Linked DNA regions of Homo sapiens: region 2 is linked to region 1. A link is a loop called in an ENCODE intact Hi-C map of the cell type or tissue named here. Cell type or tissue: PC-9. All regions are shown on one strand. Each heading gives the region's core, and the rest is flanking DNA. Links, peaks and the distances in the headings are about the cores only.

Region 1 (15,385 bases), core at 6,156-11,155:
CATGTGTATACACACATGTGCACACCCAAAACACACAGGGCTCGCTCCTCAAGGGGACCTCACTGTGCCTCAGTTTGCCCATCTGTAAAGGGGGTGATTATAGCCCCTACTGCATGACGCTGCTGTGGAGCTCCGTGAGTCAGTACCTGGAGGATGCCTAGGACTGGGCTGAACTTAGCCTGTACAGCCCCACGGGGAGCTGAGTGGAGAAGGTGGGCTTGGGTGTTGGGAGCAGAGGGGGCAGCATGGGAATCCAGGGGTTCTTAAAGGTCTAGGTGCCTGTCACCCATGAGGAGGCCCCAAGGGGTCCCTGAAGAACAGAGGCACCGATCTCCTCCTGCCGGGTAAGGGAGCAGGGCTGAGGCCAGGAACAGGCCAGTGAGAGCCTGCACAAGCCAGGGAGCCTTCAGTGTGACAGCCAAGGACCAGCAGAGCGCCAGCCTGCTAAGGACCCCGGGCCGCACTCAGGCCTGGGCGAGGGACTGACCTGGGGACTTCTTGAGGTTTCTCCGACTGTATGGAGCTCACCAGGGAAAACATGGCGGATGCCTGGATTCATTGCCCAGCTCCGAGCTCAGCACAAAAACTCCCTCTTGGAACAGTCTAGAAAGAGGCTCACCTGAGGCCCAGCACCCAGGGGCCATGATGTCACGTGGGCCAAGGCATCTGAGGGGCAGGGGCCTTCCCCATCCCACTGCTGCCATGGCCCGTGGCCCACTCTGCCCTGCCCTCCTGACCCAGGAGCCCAGTGCGTCTCTGTGGGGTGGGAGGAGCGTCAGCAAAGGAGAGGCTGCACAGGGCGCCTTCAGCAGTGACGGGAAACCAAGAGCAGGAAAAGCAACCCTGCTCAGCCCTGGGCGACTCAGACAGGAAAGGGCCTGAGCCCGAGGCAACCAGGAGGGGGCAGCCTTATCAGGGAGGCCGTGCCGCAGGCCTGAGTGCTGCTTCTGCCCTCATCCAACTGCAGCGGGACAGAGGCAGAGGCAAAGTGGGGGCCTGGAAGCAAGGCTTCTAAGGTGGCAACAGTGTCCCAGCCCAGCCAGGCGGTGGCTGCAGGGGCCCATGCGTGTGCGCCTGTGCCTGTGACCAGCCTCAGGGCCTAGGGGCAGGGAGCAGACCAGGGGAAAGGCTCTGTCCCTGGGGGGTGGCCGGGCAGGTGGAGAGCCAGGTTCAGATGGGTGACCCTGGGCTCTGCAGCTGCTGTGATCCTGGCAGAGGGGAGGAGGCGCCCTCGGCAGTCAGGAGCAGGATGATGGTAGTGACAAGGCCCTGCTGTGGACTGAGCCTCCCAGCCTAGGAAACCTGGCTCTGGCCTCCCCTGCAGCATGTGATGTTTGGCTCCAGAGGCCTTCTCCTCTGGGCTTTTCCATGCCTGTGAACTGGGCCCCATTCATTTCCCTGTGGTTTCATGGAAACGTCCAGTGCATTCAGGAGGTTGCAGTGTGCCCAGGAGGAGAGGGGTCAGCGAGAGGCACGAGCTGTGACTGGTGGGCCACCCAGAGGCCACGGCACCCTCTGCTGGAGACTGGCAGCAGGGTGCATGGCCAGCTGTGGGTGGGGGTCCATCAGTCAAGCAGCTGCACTTTCTCCCCATCCCCCTCCCCGACCCAGGCAAGGTGCTCTGCCTGCGGCTCCCTTTCTCCAGGCCTCCACTTTCCAGCTCCCAGGCACCCAGCCCCACCCGGCCTGGCCTGGAACAGAGCTGCCACCAAGATCTCTTCCACTTTCCCTCCCCAGCAGCCTGCAATTCAGTGCTCCGTAGACCCCTGCCTCCCGGGGCCCTGCGGTTCCCACCACACTACACTCAATTTCCAGCTGCTAAGAACACAGCAGGTTCTACGTAAAGGTGGCCGTCACCTGCACCCCATGGGCTGCCCGGCCATGGAGAACGGGCCATGGTTGGGTACACAGCTTCTGAGACAGGCCCAGCAGCTGCCTTCATGGCCTCGGCAGAGCCCAGGGCTCTGGAGCTTACAGGGAGCATGTGCTCAAGTGTGGAAAATTTGGTCTGCAGAAGAAATGAGGCTGAAATTGGCTGGGAGCAATTCTTATCAAAGCCACGTTAGCAGTTTTCAGCAAGAGCTAATTGAACAAGCTCTGTGAGTGGCCTCATTCCATTAGCAGGAGCCTCCCACAGAGCGTGACAAGGGCCCTGGTGGCTGAGGGCAGAAGAGGCTGTTTCTGTCCCACATTTGCCTTTGGCCTTTGAAAATGGACACATTTTCAGCTTTGGGCACTGGTCCTGCTCCTCTGCCCCGGCTCCCGCTCATTTCCAAAGCCACTCTCTGAGTGTCCTGTGTGGGGAAGGGGTGAGGTGAGTTTCTCAGCACTTCAGCAGGTGCGTGGATCTGAAACAGGACAGCCTTGGAGACACGTCCTCCTTGCCAGGCAGGGTTGAGAGGCCAAGTGCAGAGGAGCCGAGAGTCTGAGGGCCAGGCCCGAGCAGTCTAGGTCAGGAGATTGGGCCCTGCCTTAGCAACGTGCCTGGGCCTGAGGAGAGACCCACTGCCGGCCCAGTCTCCCTCGACTCCTCTGGAGCCATGGAGTCCTCAGGGAGGGGACAGGAGGCAGCTGGGGTGTGGCCAGGCCAGAGCTGAGCTGATGGAACCTGAACCCCACTTTGTGGGGTGGCCATGCTCTCTGCTTTCTCCTCTCTGCTGTGCCCAGTAGACTGGAAAAGATAGATCCAGGGGTGCAGTCCTCTGACCTGAGCTCCAGGGTCACCTGTCTGGCCTCCAGCCTGTTTCCTCCATGCTAGGGCTGTCAGGGCAAGTGTCTGACCTGGGCCCGCAGGGCGCTGGTCAAGGGGCCCAGGGAGGTGGGGTCCAGCCCTCTGTGCCCCTGACTGACTGTCTGATCTGGGCAAGGTCCTTCATCTCTTGGCCACTGTCACATGGCTTGGGCGACACTCCTCAGTGCCTCCAGGATGCTGTAAGGAAGCGGCATCTGACTGCACCCACCCTTTCTGCAGGGACCATGGTCAGGACAGAGCTGTGGACACTGAGCAGGGGCTGGCCTCAGGACCCACCCAGACAGGCCTCCTCATCTCCCCCAACACCACAGCGGTGCTCCGTCCTGGGAGCTGGCCAGTTGCCCTCCCCAGGACAGGACCTCAGGCTTCCACCCTGAGCTCCTTCCTCCTGCCCTGGGCCCTGCGGGCTGTCCCATAAGCTGGCTGCTCTCCTGGGGTCTTTCCCTCTGTGAGCTCCTCTGCAGATACATTCCGGCCTTTGGGATGCTTCAGACAGCAAGCAGGAAGCAGACAGACACCCCGCATCTCCCCCAGGCCAACTCCGGCCCCATCAGCAGCAACCTGGTGGGGAACTGTCCACACCTGCCAGTCTCCCTCCCTCCGTCCTCTTGGGTTTCTGAACCAGCCTCTCCAGCCGCACTGCCACTGTGACTTACTCCTTCTGGCCAAATCCAAGGGCCCTGTGCAAGCCCCTGCTCTTCTTGGCAGCTCTCACACTGGGGACAACCCGCAGGCTCCTCTGAAGTCCCAGAGCTGCTTCTCGGCCACTTCCTACTGCCTCTGCCTGGGAGCTTATCAGCTCCTGCCCCGCTGTGCCCAGTTGGGAAGAGGGCGCCCTTGTGGCCCCCAGTCTCCAGCCTTGCTCTTTCTTTTCTTTTTTGAAATGAAGTATCACTCTGCCACCCAGGCTGGACTGCAGTGGCACAATCCTGGCTCACTGCAAGCTCTGGCTTCCAGGTTCAAGTGATTCTCTTACCTCAGCCTCCCGAGTAGCTGGGATTACAGGCACCCGCCACCATGCCTAGCTAATTTTTGTATTTTTAGTAGAGACAGGGTTTCACCATGTTGGCCAGGCTGGTCTCGAACTCCTGACCTCAGGTGGTCTGCCCGCCTTGGCCTCCCAAGTGCTGGGATTACCCTGCTCTTTTTTGCTTCCTGGGGCTGCTTCTTGGGAGCCTTGGGCTGCTCAGCTTTCATCCCAGCCATGCCCTGCCTCTGGTCCAGCCTCCGTCCCTCACTGTGTCCTGCTTAAGGTCCCCGTGCAAAGTCCTTCCCTTGTTCCAACAGCCTTCCCCAGCTCCCAGAAAAGGTGCCGGTTGTAGAGTGTGACAGGCACCAGGCTGTCCCTGTACCCCTCCTGGCGCAGCCCTTCAGTCTCCCCTTGACACAGTCTGCCCTTGACTTCTTATTTTCCAAACTAACCTGATGCTTTTCTTTATTTGTTTGTTTTTTTGAGAGGGAGTTTCGCTCTTGTTGCCCAGGCTGGAGTGTGATGGTGCAATCTCGGCTCACCGCAGCCTCCACCTCCCGGGTTCAAGCAATTCTCTCGCCTCAGCCTCCCAACTAGCTGGGATTATAGGCGCCCACCACCATGCCCAGCTAATTTTTGTATTTTTAGTAGAGACGGGAGTTTCACCATGTTGGCCAGGCTGGTCTCGATACTCCTGACCTCAGGTGACCCACCCACCTGGGCCTCCCAAAGTGCTGGGATTATAGGTGTGAGCCACTGTGCCCAGCCTGTTTTGTTTGTTTGTTTTTGTTTTGTTTTGCCTCCGTGACTTTGCTATCTCACCCCTTTCCTATAAAACAGTCCTTTCTCACCATCTCTTGGAATTAGTCTGGCACTCAGGAATGCACCTCTGCTGTTGAGGCTCCAGGAAGTTAGGGCCAAGGCCCTCTGGTGCAGCAGTGCAGACCGCGGCCTGGGGGTGGGGAGACTGTGTGTGGCCAGTCTTTTATTTTTTATTTATTTTTTTATTTTTTACACCTTAGGCTTTGACCCACACAGAAAGAGATGGAACAGCCTGGGCTGCAGGGGCCTGGAAAGGGACGAGCATGTGGGTGGCACCACGCGGGGCAGCTGCAGGGGCAGGGGCTGCCTGTTCTCCTTCTCCCGGTGCTGCTCCAAGGGCACAGTTTGGTGACCGCAGCCACTTAGGGGAGCCTTGAGGATGCAAAAGAGAGTGAGGACACAAGGACACTAGCAAAGCCTAGCTCTGAAGGAGGAGGGATGCCATGCTGGGATGTCGCCACCGTCTTGTCTGAGCCCAAGGGTGGTGCTCGGTCCACCCGTGGGGAGCAGGGAGGAGAGAGGACAGGGCCCTGGCTGCCTCTGGCCTGCTTGGGAATGAGCTCCCTCAGGCGGAGCTTGACAGTATCCACACGCCCAGCAGCAAGCATCATCATCAGAAACACGCAGCCCAGAGCTGTGTGCCCAGCAGAACAGGGCACTGGGGCAGGGACCCAGCCTTCTCAGCTCCTGAATTGGAGCCTGGCATGCCCCATCTTAGAGTCCTTCATTCTGTGCAGATGCACTTGGCATCTAGAGTGGGACCGGAGTCTACGACACGGCATGGAAGGAAATGGCCCCTGTGTTCAAAGAGGCTGTCACAGACATGGCGGCTGAGTGCTGGGATGGGCTCTGAATGGGATGTCAAGAAGCAGGTGGCAGGAGATGGGTGGAGGGAGGGCGAAGGACGATGATGCTCACTGCTGGGCGTGTGGAAGGGGAGGGGAGCTGGACGCAGAACCTCATTCCCTGGAGGTAGGACTGAGCCCATGACGGGGGAGCCGCAGAGGGCCCTTCCAGCAGAGGGATGGGACCAGCTTTGGCGTGAAGGCCGCAGAGCAGAGCATGACTAGGGAGGCCACCTGGTAAAAGAGACGGAGGCTGGGACAAGACTGGTGCCCTTGTCAGAGGGAGGCCAGGAGAAGCTTCTAGAAATGTAGCTGCGTGTTTAGCCCAATTCCTAGAGTTGGGGCAACCATGCCAGTCACAACATAGGACGTGTTACAATGATGTCTTATTTTTTTTTCAAGGCCAGGCACTGGCACATTGCTTCCCTATTTTACAGGCTTTGAAAGAAATGGAGATTCTGAAAGCTTAACTAATTTATCTGGCAAGGCATGGTCTCTCATGCCTGTAATCCCAGCACTTTGGGAGGCAGAGGCAGGAGGATCGCTTCAGCCCAAGAGTTGGAGACCAGCCTGGGCAACATAGTGAGACCTCCTCTCTATAGACAAAATTAGCTGGGCAAGGTGGTGCGCGCCTGTGGTCCCAGCTACTTGGATGCTGAGATGGGAAGATCAGGATCACTTGGGCCACCAGGGAGGTGGAGGCTACAGTGACCCGAGGTCATGCCACTGCACTCCAACCTGGGCAACAGAGCAAGACCTTGTCTCAAAATTAAAAAAAAAAAAAGTTTGAAATCACGCAGTGAGAGTGGCAGGGCTGGCGTTCCAGCATCGTCCTTTAAGATGTGACAGCAACAGGTCCCACTTGAGACAGCAGGAACGCGGCACCCAGTGCTGCCTCTGCACAGGCCCGATGCTTGCTGGAACCTTAAAGGCAAAGGAGACCCGATCATAAACGCATGAAGAGCGCATGTTTCATGGGATTGATGTTGATGCTGGTGTTCCATGCGAGCCACTGAGGAGAAGCCCCTCTCTCAATGGCAGGGCCATGAGAGGTGAAGGACGCCCCTCCACCCCTCCCCCAGACAGGTCTTTCCTGGCCACAGATGCCCCAGATCCCTGAATGTCAAAATCGAGTCCCAATCTCCCAGTTGAGCAGAGAAACATTCAGATCTGGTTCCTCCGTGATCAGGGAAGGCAGGCTTCCTCTGAAGCGCAGATGGCTTCACCCCTTTCTCATCTCATCACCTCTAAGCCCTGCCAGGGCGAGAGCAGCCTTTCCCAGCATCGTCCTTTAAGATGCAACAGAAACAGGTCCCACCTGAGCCAGCAGGAATGCGGCACCCAGTGGCTGGCTCTGCAGTCTTGATGCTCGCCGGCACCTTCAGGGTGAAGGACGCCCTGTCGTAAACGCATGAAGAGCCCTGCGTTTCATATATTGATGTTGTTGCTTTTTCTTTAGAGGAACGTTTGTGCACTGTGGGAACCTCTGTCTCTACCAGTGTCACCCTTGCTGTGGGGAGTGTGTACCGTGTGCGGGGGGCTGGTGGCCTTTCTCTGCTGTCTGCCACAGCGTGTGAGGGGCTCGCTGAGCCTCACACCTGCCCTATCCTTCCCCATCCCCTCCTGCCCCGGGGAGGCACAGACCCAGGGAGGAGGGGTGCTGGGAGTGAGTGCTGAGGAGCTGGGGTCCTGGCCCTGCAGCCACTGTCACACCACAGCCCCACCCCAGACCTCCAGAGTCGTGGGACTCTGGTGGCACAAGCTCCAGAAGCTTGGTCGATGCCAGGTCTGGGACCGAGGCCCCCGTCTCCGAGGCCTTGGCTTGCTGTTCTGGAAGGTGATGCTGGCTGGCAGCCATTCCCAGCCCCTCGGAGAGCAGTTGTCAGGCAGTCCCTGAGCTCCAGCGCCCCATTCCCAGCAGGGCCCAGTGATCTCATGCCTGTGCCCCTGGTGCTGGGAGGAGCGGGTTGGCACTAGGGCCGGTGCCCACATCAGAGGAGGAAGGTCTGAAGCCAGGGCAGGGGGCAGGGCACCCTCCCGTCCAGCGGCCCCAGTGCCCACTCCATTCCTTCGGGGCTCCCGTGGCCCAGAGTGTGGAGCGGCGCGGCCTGACCACCCAGGATAGCTTGGGGCGTTTCGGAGGTTTGGCTGCCTAGGCTGTGCACCTAGCACTGCTCCCCAGGAGAGGGAGGGAGGAGGTCAGAGTAGAGGGCCCTGCTGACCAGGTCACTGTCACAGCCTCCATCTCTGGCCCTGGGTTCCCATAGGAGCGCCTAGGCTCTAAGCTGGAGCCTCCCCATCCCAGGACCTTGGGGAGGAAGAGGCTGGGCGCCACCTGCTGGCCCACCAGGGAATTGACAGGGTGGGGGACTGTGGAGCCTGTGCTGGCCGCAGATGAGAGCCCTGACTCCCACCTTCCCTACCCCACCCACCCTGCACCGTCCAGCTCAGTTCTCTGACCCGTGGTGCCAGGTCCCATTTGCAATGGCGAATACTGAACTCGGTGCAACTCTGGCTGCTGGCAGCTGGGCTTGGCCTGCACCTTCCTGTCCCCAGACTCCACTGGGGACCTCCCTTCCAGCCATCCCAGGGCGTCACCACCACAGCCAGGGGCCAGCCCCACCTTCATTCACTCTTGCTCATAGCTCACCTCTTCTCTCCACCCCCATCTGCTACCTGCAGCATCAGAAGGACATGAGGGCACCAGACAGCCCCTGCAGCTGTCCTCAAACATCATGGCCAAGGCTGTGCCTGGGAAGTGGACTCTCTGCAGTGCCAGCTCCCTCCTCAGTGCCCTTGACCTTTATCTGGGTCCCTGCTTGATGTGGCCCAACTGGCTGGGCCAGAGCCCCACAGGCGCTGTCCCGACCCCCAGCCCCCTAGAGGGAGGGAGAGGCTGAGACGGCAAGGGAAGCAGAGACTCAGCCACACCAAGGGCCCTGGCAAGGTGGGCCTCTCCTCCATAGCCTCACCAGGCTTCACGTTCAAGGTCACCAAGAGTGCACTTGTTCACTGTTGAGGGCAGGGGTGACTCCTGGGACTGTGCTGGGGTCCAGGGAGAGCAGGTAGTGGAGTTGCCAGGGAAGCAGCTTGCCTGAGGTCTGTGGTCTTGGCAGGGGCTTCCACAGCGGCCCCACCCTCTCCCTGTCCCCTCCCTCCTGTCCTTGTCCTCGTGTTTACTGAAGATCATGAGAAGGGATGTGGAGAGCGCCTGCAGGAACTGAGAGCAGGAGCCTGGCTCAGCCCTGAGAGGCCCCCAGATATTCAATTCCTAAACCCATAGGGTGGGGCATGGGCACAGAGGAGAAACCGGGGCCGCCCGGCACAGCCCTGCTCTTTCACCCTGCCCGCCTGGTGGCCTCCTTAGCCTGCAGCCTCGGAGCGACCCAGTATGGGGGCATGCTGCCACCTGCTGGCCACACTTCAAAATGCAACCCAGGGTCGGCCTGGAGGCTACAGGTGTCCCTCTTCCCCCAGGCCTGCAACTGGGCTGGGGAAGGGGCACCAGGGAACAGCCCAGGTGCTCCTGCCCAGGAGGATTGTCCGACTGCGTGGGGAGAAAGTCCAGAACCGTGCTTGGCACATGGTAATCTTTGTGGAATGAGTGAACAAATGAATGAATGAACTATGCATCTGATGCTTTTCGGTGATGATGACCCAACCAAGATAGATTACATGAGCCATTTTCCAGCAGGAACTGGGACTCCTCTTGGGCTGACAAGATGTAAGTATGAAATCTAAATAAGATTCCAATGGCACTAGACAGTGACACACGTGACCCTAGCTATAAATGCCCATGGAAGAGAATTCTGTCTGACATTCAGGGAAGACTTGGAGCGGGGCAAGGGGATGGGATTGATGGCAGAAGTGAGACTCACAGGACACGTGTGGGAGACCCCTGGCTGGCCATGTTGGGGGAGGAGGGGCAACAGGAAAGCAGCGCCTGGATCTCGAGGGACTTGGCCGGCTCAGTCCTTCCATCGGGAGCCACATTCATTCACAGCGACTGTTGAGTCTAACAACGCTCAAGTACAGCAAAGCTGGAGCAACAGGCCCTGAAAGGGTGACTCCAGGGTCTCACCCCACCCTGACTCCTTCCCTCCTGCTGCCTCAGACTCTCCTGTCTACCCTCAGAGACCCTGTCGGGAGGCTTCCCTCCAACAAGGCACCATCCCCAGGGAGAAGGGAGCCCAGCACTCCTGGCCCTGTGGGGTCCTCAGTCCACTCACCACTGCCACATGCCCCAGGGAGTCCTCGGACTAGGACCTGGGCCGGGCCCCCCTGGGTTCCTATGGCCTGGGCGAGCATGGTGCCCTCTTACAGCCTGGGCTGCCTGAGCATTCCAGGCATCCTGTCATTCAGCAGAGATCTTTCCTCGGTGCCTTCTCTGGATTGGGTGGGCTGCTGAGCTCTGGGGCTGCTGCCGTGAATTATTTAATAGATGGGTGCTTCCCTGCTCTCCAGGGTCCCCCTCTGGGAGAGCCAGCACAGGAGCTAACCAGTCAGAGGAGAAGGCGGTGTAGACCAACTGGTGCAGGGGAGACCATGGGGGTGCTGGGCAAGACAGGGACTTGGCGGAACACATGAGATGAGGCAGGGCTGAGCCCCACAGCCAACTCCTCCCCCCAGAGCCGGGCATGAGGTGCTCAGCGGATGACCACCAGCTCCCCGAGCTGGACCACATGTCACACAGGTTTCTGGGATTTGCTTCTAGAAAAGCCTGACCCAAACATTTGGAGATGACAAGTACTCACTGGCCTGGAAGGAGGTGCTCACCAACATGTGCTTCCGGCCCATGCAGATAAGGAGGGCCCAGCCCAGTCCCCATGCAGGTAAGGAGGGCCCAGCCCCAGTCTCCCCCACTCCCGGGAGCACACTGGCCCCAGACCGGTGACCTCTACGTGCAAGCACAGGCCCCCACCGTTCCTGCCTGCTCTGGACATGGCTGGGTGGACGGGGGCTGCTCCTCCTCTGCCAGAGGGTGGGAGAGGAGGCCGACCCCAGGCAGCACCTAGGAGGGGGCACCCTGAGCCTCTTGAGTTTGAGCCGCTGTCTCCTGCTCACACTCGCTCAAGGACAGAGTGCCCTGGAGCTGAGGGGCTACTGAGACCTCCTGTCAGGCTGGGGTCCTGGAGGAGAGACAGGGTCCCATGTGGCTTCCTGTCCCAGGGAACACTCCGCAGCCTCCATCCCCACGTGGAGTCCAGAACCAGCTGTCAGCCTCTGGCCAGTGTGGGAAAGAAGCGGACTTGGCTGGGGGCCTAGGCCTGGGCCTGCAGGGAGGTGGCAGCCTGTGGGGTGGACAGCTGGGCTTGCTCTGGGATGCCTGTCACAGCGTCCCAGGCTGAGCTTCCCCCGTGCAGGGCCCGAGCATCCTGGGACCAGGACCCCAGAGGACCCTCGGGTCAGCGGGAGCAGTGGTTGCTGATGGGTCGGCTCTGGGTCCCGGCCCGGCCCAGGGCCAGGGACAGGCTATATTTTAGGGGCTCGGTCACTCGGAAGATTCAATCTGTTCACAAGAACTGGATGGCTTCAGCTGACCTCAGTGGATTTATTTTCTGACACTTCAAGCTCTGCTGGGTTTGAAGCCATCAGGGCCTGCTTGGGCCTGGTCACCGTGACCTGCCCCCAGTCACAAGTGTCTGCCCAGCCAAGCACCTGTGGCACCCACAGCGGAGAGGGGCTGGGCCGTGCCCACTGGGCTCTCTCTGTTCTACACTGCAGCGGCTCTAGGCCTGGCAGAGAAGGCGCAGCAGCCCCTGAGTCCCAGAACTGCCTCTGGCTCTGCCCTGCTGGGGCCCCTCCCATGTCCCTGCCTCTGACGCCATCACCTCCAAGGAGGTACAAGCCAAGCTGGAGCTCCAGAGATCGGAGCCGCTCCGGAGTTAGCCAGAGCCCGAACAGGCTGCATTCTCCTGGCTCGCCTCCCAGGGAGCTCAGAGGCGCCCTTGCCCGGGAATCCGATGGCAGAGAGTTACCAGGTCTGCGGTGCTCCTGTTCCTCAGCCCCGGGAACTGGGGTGGGGACAGGACAGAGCAGCAGCAGAGAGCACAGAAAGGTGTGAGGGGGCACACAGTCCCCAGTGAGCATCTGCATCAGGACACCAGGGCTGTCCCAGGGCTGTCCCAGGGATGGCTGGGCCTGTGGGAAAGCCATGGTCCCCACCCATCCCACCCGACCCTGAGCCACCTCCACCAGCCAAGAGGGGCCAGGGCCCTTCATCAACCTCACCCAGGTCATCTGGGGAACTGGGCCACCACTGAGAACAAAGCCCAGACATGTCTGGGAGTGGAGGCTGTGCCCACCTCCCCCAGAGACTTGCCCCCGACTTAACCCAGGGCCCAGCAGGGGCTGGAAGGGAAGTGGAGTTAGGGAGCGGAGCAGGTCACCATCAGCTGCGCCCTGGATTCCAGGGCCCGTGTGCACAGAGTAACGGGAGCTGGCTGTCTGTCTGGCCAAGGGCACAGGAGGGTGAGTGTGTACAGCAGCCAGGGAGCAAGGGAGCCAGAGAGACACACAGGAGTGACCTTGGACCTCTGCGAGGAACCCGTTCACTCGCTCCCAGGCAGTAGCACTGGCCCTGACACCCAGCCCTGAAAGCTCGGAGACTGCAGGACAAACAGCTTCAGGGGCTGTGGCCCCAGCTGGGACGGGCTATGCGCTGGTCCCTAGAGACTCTCGGTATCTCCCCCTGCCCCAGTCCTGCCTCCTGCCCAGCACAAGGGCCTTTGGAACTCAGCCCTCTGTGTCTCAGCCCCCGGGAGGGTCAGGTGTCAGAGACGAGAAGGGCCGAGGCTGGCAGGCCGGAAACTGCCTCCCTTGGCTGCTGTGGGGTGGAGTACCAGGGGACACAGAGGTGCTGGGGTGAAGCGTGGCTTCAGCTGCGTGGGATCAATGCCAGAGGGGATGAGGTCAGCTCCGACCAAAGGTGTGCCTAGGTCCGAGAGGAAGCGCCAGGAGCCTGAGGCCTGTGTTGCACGGGGCAGGGAATGGCATCCTGGGCTTTCTTGCCTGCCTCCCACTCTAGCCAGATGGAGCAATGGACTTGGCCTCCTTGAACAAAGACCACAGCCTCCTCAGCTTCTGCTTGTGTCTCCAGCAGACAGCGCCTGCAGCCCCCGGTCATACATGGCCACAGGCTTCCCCCTCCTCCTTCCTGGGCCAGAGTAGCAGCCTCAGCCCCATGCTGGGGAGGGGTAGACCAGAGACGGTTCCCTCCTGGTGGTGCCCAGCAGTGACTCAGCAGCGACGGCACATGTCTGGGCCATTCTCAGTGCTGCCACCTTGAGGGCATTTGGGAGGCCCAGGCAGGCCAGATTTGTCTCCTGGAGAGAAGTATGGGCACCCCTGGGCTCTGCCTGCCTCCTGGCCTCCCCTTGGGTTCCCTTGTACAGAAAGGGGCACTGGTCCTGGCCCTGGTCCTCCCTGGCTTTGCTCAGCAGCCAGCAGCCCGCCAGGTCTGTGCACACCAAGGCTGCCGATGGCAAAGCTGTGGGTGGCATGGGACCTCTGGGAATAGTCGGAAAGCTCTGGGCTGGCCAGGCTCTGACCCGCCCCACAGATGGCACTTTACTTCTGCTCGGGGCTGCTGCAGGACCTGGCACAGTTCGGGCACTATGCGCTCATCATGCCCCTGTACACACACTTCACCCACAGTGGGTGCTCGGTGGCCCAAGACCATTCAGCGGTGATGGTGGAGGTCCAAAGGTCGGGCGACCCAAGTGTAGGGGAACCCGACCTGAGAACTCTCTCTATGGGCCGGTGCTGCGGAAGCTGCAGGGGGTCTACAGCCAGCCCTGGACACAGCCGAGAGGAGGGCGCTGACCTCGGAGGGCTGCTTTCTGCTGCCCTGGGAGCTGGGTGCTGGGGTCCTAATCTGTCGTCTGGGGTGGAGCACCATGCAGCTCATCCCCCAGCCATCACCATTCCCCACTGCCCGCCCTCCACCCTCATGCCCCATACAACACCGCCCACGACCCCGCCCCCTCTTCCCAGGCTATAGGGAGCGACTAGACATGGCGCCCGATACCCTGCAGAAGCAGGCAGACCACTGCAACGACGGCCGCATGGCGTCCAAGCACATGAAGGAACTCAGCACCGGTCTCTTCTTTGCCATTCTGGTCAAGGTGAGCCCTCCAGCCTGGTGCCCCTCACCTCCCTCTGGCTCCCGACCCTCCTGGGCACCTGCTCACCAGGAGGCCTCGAGGAGCCCAGGGCAGTGCCAGGAGGTGCCATGGCTGCAGCACTGTCCCTGCAGGAGAGTGGCCCCCTGGAGTCAGAAGCCATGGTGATGGGCGTCCTGAAGCAAGCCTTCGACGTGCTGGTGCTGCGCTATGGCGTGCAGAAGCGCATCTACTGCAACGTGAGTGCCCTGGGAGAGCCCGGGGGCGGGCGGGGCAGCCCAAGCCATCCCGCACTGGAGGGGCACAGGCTGTGATGGGTCACACTCCACCCCTCGCTCCCCCAGCCCTAGCACAAAGCCCACCTGATGGGCCTTGCTGAGACGCCCAGCTCTCCCACCTGGGATGGTGGCTCCAGGCCCAGGGTCAGGCCTGGCCCCCTTCCCCAAGGACCCAGGAACCAGAGAGCAGGCCCCTCCATGGCCAGTACAGCTCGGCAAGGTGTGCAGGCTTTGGGGACTGTGTTTATAGGAACGTGAAGGAATGAAAGGCCAGCGAATGGTCCGTGGCCGCTCTGGAAACTGTGTCCCCTGAAGACAAGGAAGAGAGCTGTCCCTGGCTCGGCTCCTGCCCTGAGTGACTGTTGACTCACAGTTCTCTCTCCAAGGGGACATGGGCCTGTCCTAATGCTGCCTTAGGGGCTTGGCTCCAGCTGGCCCTGGGGTCTGCAGGTCACCACCTGCCCCTGTGCCTGGCTTTGAATTTCCTAACATCCAGAGTGCCCTGGGAGGACAGTGTCCAGCCCGTTGTGTGCAGTAAACGTGGTGTTCATAACCGGGAGCTGGGCAGAAGAGGAATGACAGAGTCCCCCTGCGGACCCTGGGGGCTCTGTATCCTGAAGTTCAAGCCTAGCTCACCCTGCTGTGGGCCCAGCCCTGCCTGCACTGACAGATGGCACCAGCAGGGGGCGCAGCGCTCCGCCGCCACAGTTCTCTGTCCCCACCTCAGTGCAGTCAGCCCTGGACGCCCCACCACTTGCCCCCAATAGCACACAGAGCCATGGGCCTTCCCAGCCCCCACCCCTGGCCCTTGGTCACTCTCACCTGCTGCCTCAGCCGAAGGTGGCCTGGCAGGGCCTCCCTGAATCTCCCTCCAGCCAGGCAGGGGTGGGCCAGGGCCAAGGGCCACCTCCAAGCAGTAAAGCCCTCCAGGGTGGAAGGGCAGGTGGCCCCCTCTGTGTCCCATCCCCCTTAGTCCTGGCAAACCCTCACCTGCCTCCTGCGGTGCCCCCTGCCCTCTTCTGTGTCCCCTGGGCTCCCCCAGCACTGCATCCTCCCGGGTAGGGTTTCAGGACCCCCAAGCCCTCCCAGCTCACCCAGACCCTTCCTGAGGGTCCTGCTTCCTGGCACCACCTTCTCTTCCTTGGGGACAACCACAGTGGAGAGAGGCAGGGCTCTGCCTGTCCTGCTAATGCAGGGGTGCTGGCCTTCTGGGGTCCTTTAGAGAACCTGATGAAAGCTATGAGTTTACAAGCAAGAAATTGTCTGGCACCGTTTTCACTAACAACATGCCCTGAAGGTGGACCCGGGCCCTCAGGTTGTGTTTTATAAGCCTTGGGAGCGCTCAGGATGCATTTGACTCCCCAGCTCTGCCCTGATCCAGGGCATTCATCCTGGAGCAGGCCCCCGTTACAGACAGGCGAGCAGAGGCTTCCAGAGGCCAAGGGAGGGTCCTGGGGGTCCTGCTGCAGGGATGGAGGCAGAGTTGCGCCTCGTCATCAAGCCCTGCCATCTTTGTCCCCTCACTGCCGGGCTCTGCACAGGTCATCACCATCTTCAGCCTGGTGGAGGTGGTCCTGTGGGCAGCCATGGCCCTC
Region 2 (15,385 bases), core at 4,469-9,468, 75 kb before region 1:
GTCCAGGACCAGATGGATTCACAGCCGAATTCTACCAGAGGTACAAGGAGGAACTGGTACCATTCCTTCTGAAACTATTCCAATCAATAGAAAAACAGGGAATCCTCCCTAACTCATTTTATGAGGCCAGCATCATCCTGATACCAAAGCCAGGCAGAGACACAACCAAAAAAGAGAATTTTAGACCAATATCCTTCATGAACATTGATGCAAAAATCCTCAATAAAATACTGGCAAACCGAATCCAGCAGCACATCAAAAAGCTTATCCACCATGATCAAGTGGGCTTCATTCCTGGGATGCAAGGCTGGTTCAATATATGCAAATCAATAAATGTAATCCAGCATATAAACAGAACCAAAGACAAAGCCCATATGATTATCTCAATAGAAGCAGAAAAGGCCTTTGACAAAATTCAACAACCCTTCATGCTAAAAACTCTCAATAAATTAGGTATTGATGGGACGTATCTCAAAATAATAAGAGCTATCTATGACAAACCCATAGCCAATATCATACTGAATGGGCAAAAACTGGAAGCATTCCCTTTGAAAACTGGCACAAGACAGGGATGCCCTCTCTCACCACTCCTATTCAACATAGTGTTGGAAGTTCTGGCCAGGGCAATTAGGCAGGAGAAGGAAATAAAGGGTATTCAATTAGGAAAAGAGGAAGTCAAATTGTCCCTGTTTGCAGACGACATGATTGTATATCTAGAAAACCCCATTGTCTCAGCCCAAAATCTCCTTAAGCTGATAAGCAACTTCAGCGAAGTCTCAGGATACAAAATCAATGTACAAAAATCACAAGCATTCTTATACACCAACAACAGACAAACAGAGAGCCAAATCATGAGTGAACTCCCATTCACAATTGCTTCAAAGAGAATAAAATACCTAGGGATCCAACTTACAAGGGATGTGAAGGACCTCTTCAAGGAGAACTACAAACCACTGCTCAAGGAAATAAAAGAGGATACAAACAAATGGAAGAACATTCCATGCTCATGGGTAGGAAGAATCAATATTGTGAAAATGGCCATACTGCCCAAGGTAATTTACAGATTCAATGCCATCCCAATCAAGCTACTAATGACTTTCTTCACAGAATTGGAAAAAACTACTTTAAAGTTCATATGGAACCAAAAAAGAGCCCGCATTGCCAAGTCAATCCTAAGCCAAAAGAACAAAGCTACAGGCATCACACTACCTGACTTCAAACTATACTACAAGGCTACAGTAACCAAAACAGCATGGTACTGGTACCAAAACAGAGATATAGATCAATGGAACAGAACAGAGCCCTCAGAAATAACACCGCTTACCTACAACTATCTGATCTTTGACAAACCTGAGAAAAACAAGCAATGGGGAAAGGATTCCCTATTTAATAAATGGTGCTGGGAAAACTGGCTAGCCATATGTAGAAAGCTGAAACTTGATCCCTTCCTTACACCTTATACAAAAATCAATTCAAGATGGATTAAAGACTTAAACGTTAGACCTAAAACCATAAAAACCCTAGAAGAAAACCTAGGCATTACCATTCAGGGCATAGGCATGGGCAAGGACTTCATGTCTAAAACACCAAAAGCAATGGCAACCAAAGCCAAAATTGACAAATGGGATCTAATTAAACTAAAGAGCTTCTGCACAGCAAAAGAAACTACCATCAGAGCAACCTACAAAATGGGAGAAAATTTTCGCAACCTACTCATCTGACAAAGGGCTAATATCCAGAATCTACAATGAACTCAAACAAATTTACAAGAAAAAAAACAAACAACCCCATCAAAAAGTGGGCGACATGAACAGACACTTCTCAAAAGAAGACATTTATGCAGCCAAAAAACACATGAAAAAATGCTCACCATCACTGGCCATCAGAGAAATGCAAATCAAAACCACAATGAGATACCATCTCACACCAGTTAGAATGGCAATCATTAAAAAGTCAGGAAACAACAGGTGCTGGAGAGGATGTGGAGAAATAGGAACACTTTTACACTGTTGGTGGGACTGTAAACTAGTTCAACCATTGTGGAAGTCAGTGTGGCGATTCCTCAGGGATCTAGAACTAGAAATACCATTTGACCCAGCCATCCCATTACTGGGTATATACCCAAAGGACTATAAATCATGCTGCTATAAAGACACATGCACACGTATGTTTATTGCAGCATTATTCACAACAGCAAAGACTTGGAACCAACCCAAATGTCCAACAATGATAGACTGGATTAAGAAAATGTGGCACATATACACCATGGAATACTATGCAGCCATAAAAAATGATGAGTTCACGTCCTTTGTAGGGACATGGATGAAGTTGGAAATCATCATTCTCAGTAAACTATTGCAAGAACAAAAAACCAAACACCGCATATTCTCACTCATAGGTGGGAATTGAATAATGAGAACACATGGACACAGGAAGGGGAACATCACACTCTGGGGACTGTTGTGGGGTGGGGGGAGGGGAGAGGGATAGCACTGGGAGATATACCTAATGCTAGATGACGAGTTAGTGGGTGCAGCGCACCAGCATGGCACATGTATACATATGTAACTAACCTGCACATTGTGCACATGTACCCTAAAACTTAAAGTATAATAATAATAAATTAAAAAAAAAAAAAGCAGTTGGAGCTCTGGTGTCACCCCCATGGCAGTTTCCAGTAACATCACACCTCGTTAGCCTATGCTTCTAAAATTTGACCCAGTGCCCAGCTCAGAGACACACTGCCTTGGGAACTGTCCCTGCTGGTTCCCTGTTACAAGTAACAAAATCCCATTGCTAAATCCTCCTTGGTTATGGTCACTGGGTGATCATTGGGTGATACCAATATTGAGGCAGGAGAATAGGGTCTGGACACAGGGAACCTAAGCCTGTTTCACACCGACTTCCTAGAACTAAATTGAAGGCAGAACCCTACCTTTCCATGCCTAAGTAACAAAAGGACCACAGGCTACTCCCTTTGCAACCCCCTCACCTTTTCTGCTAGGCAGATGGGAAATTGGCTGTCCACAACCAATCAGATTGATTGAAGGTCCAGTCTTTGTTTGCCACTTTGTAACTTCACTCCAGCCTCTGAATGGCTGCTGTCCACAACCAATCAGACTGATTGCTGGCCACATCTTCGTTTCAATAGAAGTATAACTTTGTAACTTCACCCTAGTCTCTGATTGGTTGAACAGGAGTGTAACCTTTGTAACTTCACTTCAGCCTCTGGTTGGCTGCTTTCTGTAACCAATCAGACTGATTGCAGGCCACCACTTCATTTACATGAGGTGAGCATGATGTGGCCAATGGGAAACTTCTAGAGGATATTTGGACCCAAGAAGATTCCGTATCTGGGCCCTTGAGCTGCTGCTCGGTCCACTCCCAAACCATGGAGTGTACTTTCGTTTTCGATAAATCCCCATTTTCATTCTTTTGTTGCTTCATTCTTTCTTTGCCTTGCTGGGCATTTTGTCCAATTCTTTGTTCAATAGGCCAAGAACCTGGACAACCTGCAGTCACAACCCTCCACCAGTGACAATATAGTTTAGATTTGTGTCCCCACCCAAATCTCATGTTGAATTGTAATCCTCAGCATTGGAGGAGCTCCCTGGTGGGAGGTGACTGGATCATGGGGTAGGACTTTCCCCTTGCTGTTCTCGTGATAGCGAGTGAGATCTCACAAGATCTGGTCATTTAAATGTGTGCAGCCCCTCCCCCTCCTCTCTCTCTTCCTCACTCTCTGGCCATGGAAGACGTGCCAGCTTCCCCTTTGCCTTCTGCCATGATTGAAAGTTTCCTGAGGCCTCCCTAGCCATGCTTCCTGTACAGCCTGTGGAACTGTTAGCCAATTAAACCTCTTTTCTTATAAATTACCCAGTTTCAGGTGTTTCTTCATAGCACTGCAGAATGGACGAATACACTCATGGAGAGACAGGATCCACCTGCTGTGTGGTAACATCCTGACCCAGCACATCTGGGGCCCATCAAGTCTCCATGGGGTGGTGGGAGGAGCATTAACAACAAAGGCAGCACCTGGCACCTTCTGCGGGCGATGGGAAGACTGAGGGCAGGAAAAGCAAACATGCTCAGCACTGTGCTCAGCCCAGGGCGACTCTGAGACAAGAGAGGGGCCAGAGCCGGATGCAGCTGGGAGGTGGCAGCCTTACCAGAGGTTTGAGGAGTACATGGGAAAGTGCACAGAGCCCAGCCCAGGATGGCAGCTGTGCTCTCATTTTCTTGCAGCCTTTAGGGGCTACCTGGCTGGGGTGGTGGCCCTGCTGAAGAGAACCTGCCCCTAGCAGGCATGGGGGCAAGAGCACCTTTCAAAGGTGAACAAATGTGTTCCAATTTGCAGCAGCAAAGCTGCCAGAGGTCCCAGGAAGCCCAGGTTCATCTCATTTACCTAGCCATCTCTGGCAGCATTGGTATTTGAGAGCGTGTATGCGGGCAGAAGAGAGGAAAAAGACCTGCACCAGAACACCTTTCCAGAACACCCTTATCCCTTGAACACCTGAGTGCCTAGAGCCCAGCCCCAGCTCCCAGCAAGCCCCCTCCCCAAAACCACTATAGCCACTGGGCCTCCCTTTGGCAAGGCCTGAGGGCCCAAATGTGGCCACCTAGCCTCTGGGGACTTCCGTCCTTTGGAGCTAGAAAAACAGTAGCTGAATGTGCCTGGCTGCAGCAGGGCCCCGCCGACTCACCTATAGAAAGGCCCTGCCGTGGACTGAGCCTCCCAGCCTAGGAAACCTGGCTCTGGCCTCCCCTGCAGGCATGTGATGTTTGGCTCCAGAGGCCTTCTCCTCTGGGCTTTTCCATGCCTGTGAACTGGGCCCCATTCATTTCTCTGTGGTTTCATGGGAACGTCCAATGCATTCAGGAGGTTGCAGTGCACCCAGGAGGAGAGGGGTCAGCGAGAGGCCCGAGCTGTGACTGGTGGGCCACCCAGAGGCCACGGCACCCTCTGCTGGAGACTGGCAGCAGGGTGCATGGCCAGCTGTGGGCGAGGGTCCATCAGTCAAGCAGCTACACTTCCTCCCGGTGCCCCTCCCTGACCCAGGCCAGGGGCTCTGCCTGCAGCTGCCTCACTCCAGGCCTCCACTTTCCAGCTCCCAGGCCCCCAGCCCCACCTGGCCTGGCCCGGGACAGAGCAGCCACCAAGATCTTTTCCACTTTCCCTCCCCAGCAGCCTGCAATTCAGTGCCCTGCAGACCCCTGCCTCCCGGGGCCCTGCGGTTTCTACCACACTACACTCAATTTCCGGCCACTAAGAACACGGCAGGTCCCGCGTAAAGGTGGCCGCCACCTGCGCTCTGAGGGCTGCCCAGCCACGGAGAAGTGGCTGTGCTCGGGCACTCTGCTTCTGAGACAGGCCCAGCAGCTGCCTTCATGGCCTCAGGAGAGCCCACAGGCTCCAAGCCTGCAGTAAGGACCTGCCTAAGTCCTTGAAAATTTGGTGTTCAGAAGAAATGAAAGTGAAACTGGCTGGGAGCAATTCTTTTGATTTTGTTTCAAGACAGGGTCTCACTCGGTTGTTCAGGCTGGAGTGCAGTCATGCGATCATGGGTCACTGCAGCCTCAACCTCCTGGGCTCAAGGGATCCCTCCTGCCTCAGCCTCCTAAGTAGCTGGGACAACAGGCACATTCCACCACACCAGGCTGACTTTTTTTTTTTTTTTTTTTTTTTTGTAGAGATGGGATCTCACTTTGTTGCCAATGCTGGTCTCAAGCTCCTGGGCTTAAGCAATCCTCCCGCCTTGAACTCCCAAAGTGCTGGGATGATGGGATGATACACCACTCCCTGCATGCCATACTTACCAAAGTTCCACGTTAGCAGTTTTCAGCAAGAGCTAATTGACCAAGCTCTGTGAGTGGCCTCATTCCATTAGCAGGAGCCTCCCACAGAATGTGACAGAATGGTCCTGGTGGCTGAGGGTAGAAGGGGCTGCTTCTCTTAAGTCTTTGAAGATGAATGCAGTTCAGCTTTGGCTAACAGCCATGCCCTTCTGCCCAGGCCCAGATCAACTTTTAATCATTTCCAAAGCCAGTCTGACTGTCCTGGGAAAGGAAGGGTTGGGGTGAATTTCTTATCAATTTGGCAGGTACATTGGATCCTGTGAGGAGAGTATGAGACTGTACGAGGGGTCCCTGTGCTAGCCCCAAATGAGAGCCCTGACTCCCACCTACCCAGCCCACCCGCCCCGCACTGCTCAGCTCAGTTCTCCGTTCCGGGGATGGAGTGCTGGGCTTGGCCTGCACCTTTCTGTCCCCAAACTCCACTGGGGACCCACCTTCTAGTCACCCCAGGGTGCCATCACCAGAGCCAGGGGCTAGCCCCACCTTTGCTCACTCCTGCTCGGAGCCCACCTCTTCTCTCTGCCCCCATCGCTACCTGCAGCATCAGAAGGACATGAGGGCACCAAACAGCCCCTGCAGCTGTCCTCAAACATCATGGCCAAGGCTGCGCCTGGGAAGTGGACTCTCTGCGGTGCCAGCTCCCTACTCACTGCCCTTGACTTTTGTCTGGGTCCCTGCTTGATGTGGCCCAACTGGCTGGGCCAGAGCCCCACAGGCGCTGTCCCGACCCCCAGCCCCCTAGAGGGAGGGAGAGGCTGAGACGGCAAGGGAAGCAGAGACTCAGCCACACCAAGGGCCCTGGCAAGGTGGGCCTCTCCTCCAAAGCCTCACCAGGCTTCACGTTCAAGGTCACCAAGAGTGCACTTGTTCTCTGTCGAGGGCAGAGGTGACTCCGGGGACTGTGCTGGGGTCCAGGGAGGGCAGGCAGCGGAGTTGCCAGGGAAGCAGCTTGCCTGAGGTCTGTGGTCTTGGCAGGGGCTTCCGCAGCAGCCCCACCCTCTCCCTTTCCCCTCCCTCCTGTCCTTGTCCTCGTGTTTACTGAAGACCATGAGAAGGGATGTGGAGAGCGCCTGCAGGAACTGAGAGCAGGAGCCTGGCTCAGCCCTGAGAGGCCCCCAGATATTCAGTTCCTAAACCCATAGAGGGTGGGGCATGGGCACAGAGGAGTAACCAGGGGCCACCTCACACAGCCCTGCTCTTTCACCCTGCCCGCCTGGTGGCCTCCTTAGCCTGCAGCCTCAGTGCTGCCCGATCTGGGGCCATGCTGCGTCCTGCTGGCCACACTGCAAAATGCAGCTTAAGGTCGGCCTGGAAGCTCCAGGTGTCCTTCTTCCCCTAGGCCTACAGCTGGGCTGGAGGGGGAAGGGGCACCAGGAAACAGCCTGGATGCTCCTGCCCAGGAGGATTGTCCGACTCCATGGGGAGAAAGTCCGTGCCTGGCACATGGTAATCTTTGTGGAGCGAGAGGGCAAAAGTATGCATGATTGTGTGCATCTGAAGCATTTCTGTGCTGATGGCCTGACCGAAGGCAGATGACAAATCATGCAGATATTTCTGCAGCAGGAATGGCTGCATTCTCCTGGCTCGCCTGCCAGGGAGCTCAGAGGTGCCCTTGCCCGGGAATCCGATGGCAGAGAGTTACCAGAAGGTCTGCGGTGCTCCTGTTCCTCGGCCCCGGTGAGAGGTGACAGCGTGCTGGCAGTCCTCACAGCCCCTCGCTTGCTCTTGGCACCTCCTCTGCTTGGTCTCCCACTTTGGCGTCACTTGAGGAGCCCTTCGGCCCACCGCTGCACTGTGGGAGCCCCTTTCTGGGCTGGCCAAGGCCGGAGCCAACTCCCTCAGCTTGCAGGGAGGTGTGGAGGGAGAGGCGCGAGCGGGAACCAGGGCTGCGCGCGGAGCTTGCGCGCCAGCTGGAGTTCCGGGTGGGCGTGGGCTTGGCAGGCCCCGCACTCTGAGCAGGCGGCCGGCCCTGCCGGCCCCGGGCAATGAGGGGCTTAGCACCCGGGCCAGCGGCTGCAGAGGGTGTACTGGGTCCCCCAGCAGTGCCAGACCACCGGCGCTGCGCTCGATTTCTCACCGGGCCTTAGCTGCCTTCCCGCAGGGCAGGGCTCGGGACCTGCAGCCCGCCATGCCTGAGCCTCCCACCCCCTCCATGGGCTCCTGTGCGGCCCGAGCCTCCCCGATGAGCGCCACCCCCTGCTCCATGGCGCCCAGTCCCATCAACCACCCAAGGGCTGAGGCGTGCGGGCGCACGGGGCGGGACTGGCAGGCAGCTCCACCTGCAGCCCCGGTGCGGAATCCACTGAGTGAAGCCAGCTGGGCTCCTGAGTCTGGTGGGGGCGTGGAAAATCTTTATGTCTAGCTCAGGGATTGTGAATACACCAATCGGCACTCTGTATCTAGCTCAAGGTTTGTAAACACAGCAATCAGCACCCTGTGTCTAGCTCAGGGTTTGTGAATGCACCAGTCGACACTCTGTATCTAGCTGCTCTGGTGGGGCCTTGGAGAACCTTTATGTCTAGCTCAGGGATTGTAAATACACCAATCGGCACTCTGTATCTAGCTCAAGGTTTGTAAACACAGCAATCAGCACCCTGTGTCTAGCTCAGGGTTTGTGAATGCACCGATCGACACTCTGTATCTAGCTGCTCTGGTGCCAGATTTGTCTCCTGGAGAGAGGCATGGGCACCTGTGGTCTCCCCGCCTCCTGGCCTCCCCTTGGGTGCCCTTATGCAGAAAGGGTCCCGGCCCCAGGCTTGCTTGGCTTTGGGGACTGTTTTAAAAGGGACATGAAGAAAGAAGAAGCCAGAGAATGGTCCTTGGCCACTCTGGATGGAGTGTCCGCTGAGCAGTAGGAAGAGAACTGTCCCTGGCTCGTCTCCTTCCCTGAGTGACTGTTGATTCACAGTTCTCTCTCCAAGGGGACATGGGCCTGTCCTAATGCTGCCTTAGGGGCTTGGCTCCAGCTGACCCTGGGGTCTGCAGGTCACCACCTGCCCCTGTGCCTGGCTTTGAATTTCCTAACATCCAGAGTGCCCTGGGAGTACAGTGTCCAGCCCGTTGTGTGTAGTAAACCGGGAGCTGAGCAGAAGAGGAACGACAGAGTCCACCCGTTGACCCTCGGGGCTGTGTGTCCTGAAGTTCAAGCCTAGCTCACCCTGCAGTGGGTCCAGCCCCACCTGTACTGACAGATGGCACCAGCAGGGAGCGCAGTGCTCCACTGCCACAGTTCTCTGTCCCCACTTCAGTGCAGTCAGCCCTGGACCCCCCACCGCCTGCTCCCTGTAGCACACACAGCCACAGGCCCTCCCAGCTCCCGCCCCTGGCCCTTGGTCACTCTCACCTGCTGCCTCAGCCGAAGGTAGCCGGTAGGGCCTCCCTGAAGCTCCCTCCAGCCAGACAGGGGTGGGCCAGGGCTGAGGGCCAAGGGCCGCCTCCAAGCAGTGAAGCCCTCCAGGGTGGAAGGGCAGGTGGCCCCCTCTGTGTCCCGTTCCCCTAAGTCCCGGCGAGCCCTCCCCTTCCTCCTGCGGTGCCCTCTGCCCTCATCTATGTGCCCTGGTGGGCTCCCCCAGCACTGCAGCCTCCCGGGTGGGGTTTCAGGACCCCCAGGGCCTCCCAGCTCACTCAGACCCCCACCCCCTTCCTGTAGCTCTGCTCTCTGGCACCACCTTCCCTCTCTTGGGGACAACCACAGTGGAGAGAGGCGGGGCTCTCTGCCTGTCCCTCTATTGCAGGGGTGCTGGCCTTCTGGGGTCCTTTTGAGAACTTGATGAAAGCTATGAGTTTACACCCAAGAAATTCTCTGGCACCGTTTGCACCAACAACATGCCCCAAAGGTGGAGCCAGGCCCCCAGGTTGCATTTTGTAAGTCTTGGGAGCTCTCAGGATGCATCAGGGACACGTGGCCTCTGACTCGCTCAGCTCTGCCCTGACCCAGGGCGTTCATCCTGGAGCAGGCCTCCGTTACTGACTGGCGAGCAGAGGCTTCCAGAGGCTGAGGGAGGGGCCTGGGGTCCTCCTGCAGGGACCAAGACGGAGCTGCGCCTCAACATCAGGCCCTGCCGTCCTTGTCTCCTCCCAGCCGGGCTCTGTACAGGTCATCACCGTCTTCAGCCTGCTGGAGGGGGTCCTGCGGGCAGCCATGGCCCTCTAGTATAGCGCTGTCCTGAAGCGGCCAGGCACCCAGGGCCACCTGGGCCCCGCGGGGGAGGAGGACTGAGGCTATCTGGCCCTGCTGGCTTTTAGAAATAGGAACTGTTGATACCAAGGGGAATTTTTAATTCTGTTTTTAAAATGTTTAAATTTTTCTAACTTAAATTTAATGTTTTAAGTTTTTAAATTTAAATTTAATTTTTTTTTAGAAACAGGGTCTCGCTCTGTCACTCAGGCTCAGGGTATGGTGGCACCATCGCAGCTCAAGTAGCTTCAAACTCCTGACCTCATATAGTCCTCCTGCCTCAGCCTCCCGAGTAGCTGGGGCTGCAGGCCTGTGCCACCATGCCCAGCTGTTTTTGGGTTTTTGCTTTGGAAAAATGGGATTTCGCTTTGTTGCCCAGGCTGGTCTCAAATTCCTCATCTCAAGCAATCTTCTTGCTTTGGCCTCTCAAAGTGCTGGGATTATAGATGTGAGCCACTGTGCCTGGCCTGTTTTTATTTTTATTTTTGGATTTTATTTTATGTTTGCCTCTCAGTTTTTAAGCAAACTGCAAGGAAGACGGTGGGGCTAGAAGGAAGGCTGAGGCCTGGCCAGCAATGGCCCAGCATCCCCCTGAGTGGCCAACCCCCCTTTCCCCCACTGCCCTCCTCTGCCCAAGAAATGAGGGCTTTTCAGTAAATCCATGTCAGGGAGCAAAGTCAAGTGTGGAGTGCCATCTGGTGTGTGGGGCGCCTCTGGGAAGCCTGGGCAGCGGAATGCCCCCTTGCACCCAGCGCAAAGGACCCAGCTTAGGCTCCAACCCTTGCTGCTGAGCCGATGTCACCACCCAGAACCTTCCTGTCAGTTCCAGCACAATTCAGAGCTGGCTGCCTGGCAGATTGATGCTGGAGTCTCATTCTGCCTGATTAAAAATGGAATTAGTATGCAGCACTGAGAGCGCCCCCATCACCCTGACACATGTGACTATGTCCAACCCTGCCCCCACTTCCTCTCTGCACCAGCTCCGCAGGACCTGGTAGGGGTCAGGGGTCCTGTGACACCCACTCCTCGCAGTTCCTCAAGCAGCACTCTGTGAGGTCCTGTGCCCAGCTCTGGTGTGAGTGGGTACCCTGGCAGCGCCAAGGGAGCCTGGACAGAGGAGCCGGCCTGGGCCTGGGGGAGGGGAGGAGGGCCCTCCAGTGCCTTCCAAACCAGGAGGGGAAACCGGCTGCTGGTGACACAGCCTGGCCCCGTTGACCACCCAGTGTCCCAAGCACCCACAGATCCCACCTGCCTCGGTCCCGAGCAGAGCTGGCCGGCCACTGGGCAGTCCCTTCCCCAGCCAGCCTGACCCCAGTCTGCACTCCTTCCCCCTCCGTGGGGGAAGCTCTGTGGCTTGGAGTCCCCGAGGGCTGCCAGAAACTAGGATGAAAGCCATGGTGAGCACGGCCTCTGTTCCCCTGCACCATTTCCTGGGGTGTCCGGATTAACAAGCTCATTTGATCTGGTTACAGTGAATTTTCTTCAAAGAAACACTCAATAGGGTCCCTTGTCAGAGTGCCTCGCAGCGACAGTGACTGGGTACTGCTGCCTTTGTTCTGCCACCGTCAGACGGGGCTGGCTGTGGGAGGCGACCAAAGACATCCCGCACCTGCCCTGGGAGCCTTTCCCTCCTCCAGGGCTCAGCCACCTCAGGCGGCCTTCAGTCTGTGTGTCCTGCCACCCCCGAGATGTCCCAGAGGCCACGGTCACCCCATCTGTTCCTGTCCCCAGAACCTTCTCCTGGAGCCAAGTATCTGCAGGGACAGACAGGCGAGCGTCTGGGGGTTTGGTGTTGGGGTGGAGAAGGCTGTGGGGTGCTGCCCCAGCCCAGGCAGCCTGACTGTGAGAGCCCCAAACAGGAGACATCCCAGCCCCTTCCCCTCCCCTCCACGCTGTGGCAGTGGGTGCTGTTGATGTGGGGCACGTTCTTGGCTTGTGCATTTCTCGGATGAACTGCATCTGTTGACAGTAGAAAGATGCTCACATGTCTTTGGCTCAAGATCGACACTGCCTTTGGCTCAGGTTGGGACATCAACTATTGCTACAGAGCAGTAATGGTTAAAAATAAGATTTTGGAATTTATTAAAATATTTGTGGCTGGGAGCAGTGGGTCACACCTGTAATCCCAACACTTTGGGGGACCGAGGCGGGTGGATCACTTGAGGTCAGGAGTTTGAGACCAGCCTGACCAGCATGGTGAAACTCCATCTCTACTAAAAATAATAAAAATTAGCCGAGTGTGGTGGTGGGTGCCTGTGGTCCCAGCTACTCGGGAGGCTGAGGCAGGAGAATCACTTGAACTCGGGAAGCGGAGCTTGCAGTAAATTGAGATTGGGCCACTGCACTCTAGCATGGGCAACAGAGTGAGACTCTATGTCTAAAAAAAAAAAAAAAAATTTGTAATTGTTCAAATACAGTTTAGACTAGGATTGACATGTAAAAATTTTGTGAGAGGATAATACATTTTGTTTTCTCCATTGTATGAAAGCATTTATTGAAAATCAAGTGACATCTTTTACAAGGGAAAAAGTCACTTGTTCTTTAACATACAGTTTTTTTTCTTAGTTCTGAATTAGAAATGGCATCTGTTTTAGGTCTCAAGATATAACTTGGCTGTTCCTTACTGTGTATGTATGTTGTTTTCTGTAGGTATAGATAATTATATATAGGCCCTGTACCAAATGGGAGTGATGGTGTATTTAATAACTCTTTGATACCTTATGTTACCAAATATAAAGGCCAGGCGCAGTGGGTCACACCTGTAATCCCTGCACTTTGGGAGGCCGAGGTGGGTGGATCACCTGAGGTCAGGAGTTTGAGACCAGCCTGGCCAACCTGGTGAAACCCTGTCTCTACTAACAATACAAAAATTACCTGGGCATGGTGGCAGGTGCCTATAATCCCAGCTACTTGGGAGGCTGAGGCAGAAGAATCTCTTGAACCTGGGCGGGGGGAGGAGTGGGGGGCAGAGGTTGGAGTGAGCCTAGATGGCACTGCTTCACTCCAGCCTGGGCAAAAGAGCGAAACTCCTTCTCAAACACACACACACACACACACACACACACACACACACACACACACACACACCCTTTCTCTGTTGCTCAGGCTAGAGTGCAATGATGTGATCATAGCTCACTGCAGCCTCGACCAAGCCGACTCAAGTGGACTTCCTGCCTCAGCCTCCCTGGCAGCTGGGACTACAGGTGCATGCACAACCACCACACCCAGCTAATTGTAATTTTTTGGAGACAAGGTTTTGCCATGTTGTCCAGGCTGGTCTCAAGCTAATGGGCTCAAGGGATCCTTCAGCCTTGTCCTTCCAAAGTGATAGGATTATAGGCATGAGCCACTGTGTCTGGCCTTCCTTTAAAAATTTTGAAAACTTGGCCAAGCTTGGTGGCTCATGCCTGTAATCTCAGCACTTTGGGAGGCTGATGTGGGCGGATCATTTGAGATCAGGAGTTCGAGACCAGCCTGGTCAACATGGTGAAATCCCGTCTCTGCTAAAAATACTGAAAGTATCCAGGTGTGGTGGTGGGCACCTGTAATCCCAGCTACTCGGGAGGCTGAGGCAGGACAATCACTTGAACCTCAGGTGGAGGTTGCGGTGAGCCAACATTGAGCCACTGGATTCCAGCCTGGGTGACAGATCGAGACGCTTATCTCAAATTAAAAAAAATTAAATTAAAATTTGAAACCAGGGGACCAAGTTCTGTTGAAGACCTGGAAATTCCAGTAGGCTGAAGATCAGTGCAACCACCGTGGTCGGCCCTGTTGAGGTGCTGCTGAGCACCCACTCATCTGTGGGTGCTGCGGATTTACTACACTCAGATAAAGCCAGTGTTTCTGGAGTTCCTCCAGGGGAAACTGGTAGAGTTCAAAGCCCAGCCAAAGACCCTAAGAAATCATAAAGGGAACATACGCTTTTCTGGCTGTTACTGTTCTCCAGCGCCTTCTTGCCTCTGGATGGAAGGACAGCTCACTGCTTAGTATTTCACAAGCTCTTGCTTCATCCGCCAACTCATCCACTGTTGGATGTGTCACCGAAGCCAATCTGTCCTGGATCACAGCGACCCGTTAACCCAACAGTTCACAGCTTTTTGCATGTCCCTATCTGAACATCCAAAGACCCCTAAAAGAATTGTGGACTGGACTGAGTACTCCTTACGTGGACCCTTTTAGGGACCACGAAGCCCCCGTTTCTATTGGGCATCCCAGTTGGGCTATTCCCTTACCCTTGCTAAAAGAAGGCGAGCTCCTCTTTTCCCTTGATGGTGAGCCAGAGAGCACTCCATCTGATGGGCAGGCCTTAATGAGTCAGGAAGTCTTTCGGGCAGGTGTGACTTTGCCTGGATGTAGTAATAACCTAACTGATTCCTAGTTAGAAAGGACAGCCTTAGTGACTACTGCTACCCAAGACACAGACCTGTGCTCCTGAGGGCTGCCCTATGGATCAAAGCAAGCTAAATGGCGGCTGCTATGGCTGCCCAGCAAGTCCCTAGACTCCTTAGCTGGAGTAGTTTTATTATTATTATTATTATTATTATTATTATTATTATCGAGACAGAGTCTCGCTTAGTCACCCAGGCTGGAGTACAGTGGTGCAATCTCGGCTCACTGCCACCTCTGCCTCCCGGGTTCGAGCGATTCTGCTGCCTCAGCCTCCCATGTAGCTGGGATTACAGGCGTGTACCACCATAAATACCCTGCTAATTTTTGTATTTTTAGTAGAGATGGGGTTTCACTATATTGGCGAGGCTGGTCTGGGACTCCTGGCCTCAAGTGATCCGCCCACCTCAGCCTCCCAAAGTGCTGGGATTACAGGCGTGAGCCACCATGCCCAGCCTGGAGTAGTTTTAGATAACCGCATAGCTGTGCACTGTTTGCTTGCTGAACAAGGGGAGTGTGTGGAATCGCCAGCTCGTCTTGCTGTTCCCACAGTAATGCATCAACTGAAGTGGACATGTATGTTGAAATGACAAGACAGCAAGCCTCCTGGTGGCCTAGACTGCTTTTCAGGAGTATGTGGGGTTTTTTGGTTGTTGTTTTGTTTTGTTTTGGCAGGGTCTCACTCTGCTGCCCAGGCTGGAGTAGAGTGACACAACCTCAGCTTACTGCAGCCTCGACCTCCTGGGTTCAAGCAATCCTCCCACCTCAGCCTCCCAAGTAGCTGGGACTACAGGCATATGCCACCATGCCCAGCTAATTTTTACATTTTTTGGTAGAGACAGTGTCTTGCCATGTTGTCCAGGCTGGTCTCAAAGTCCTGGGTTCCAGCAATCAACCCACCTCGGCCTCCTATAAAGACGTGAGCCACTGCAGGAGGCTGAGGCAGGAGAATTGCTGACATAT

Evidence for each region. A loop is a pair of places that touch in the nucleus more often than their neighbours do. Peaks named below come from ENCODE experiments on the same cell type or tissue, not always from the same donor. Only the 100,000 strongest peaks of a DNase experiment are listed, where the experiment ranks them.
Region 2: it touches region 1 in a loop (5-fold over the local background); 7 of 110 quality-filtered maps call a loop at or near these places.

What each region holds. Positions count from the first base shown.
Region 1 is chr2:232,431,936-232,447,320 of GRCh38, forward strand. It overlaps the pseudogene DIS3L2P1. Among named protein-coding and RNA genes, the nearest start is that of ALPI, 17 kb to the right of the region's middle. RefSeq lists enhancers at 238-1,059, 7,351-7,854, 7,855-8,359, 11,571-12,208, 14,316-14,817 and 1 more. In PC-9, for the core only: CTCF peaks have their summits at 7,645, 7,889, 8,831 (motif pointing left) and 9,036; no DNase peak of the experiment used is centred there.
Region 2 is chr2:232,358,623-232,374,007 of GRCh38, forward strand. It overlaps LOC124906123 (a long non-coding RNA gene), which reads right to left. Exons shown (of 4, transcript XR_007088121.1): 2 at 14,269-15,385; 3 at 13,956-14,092; 4 at 12,086-12,410. Among named protein-coding and RNA genes, the nearest start is that of ALPP, 12 kb to the right of the region's middle. RefSeq lists enhancers at 5,447-5,536, 6,718-7,314. In PC-9, for the core only: a CTCF peak has its summit at 7,128; a DNase peak (open chromatin) is centred at 7,269; H3K27ac peaks cover 916 bases.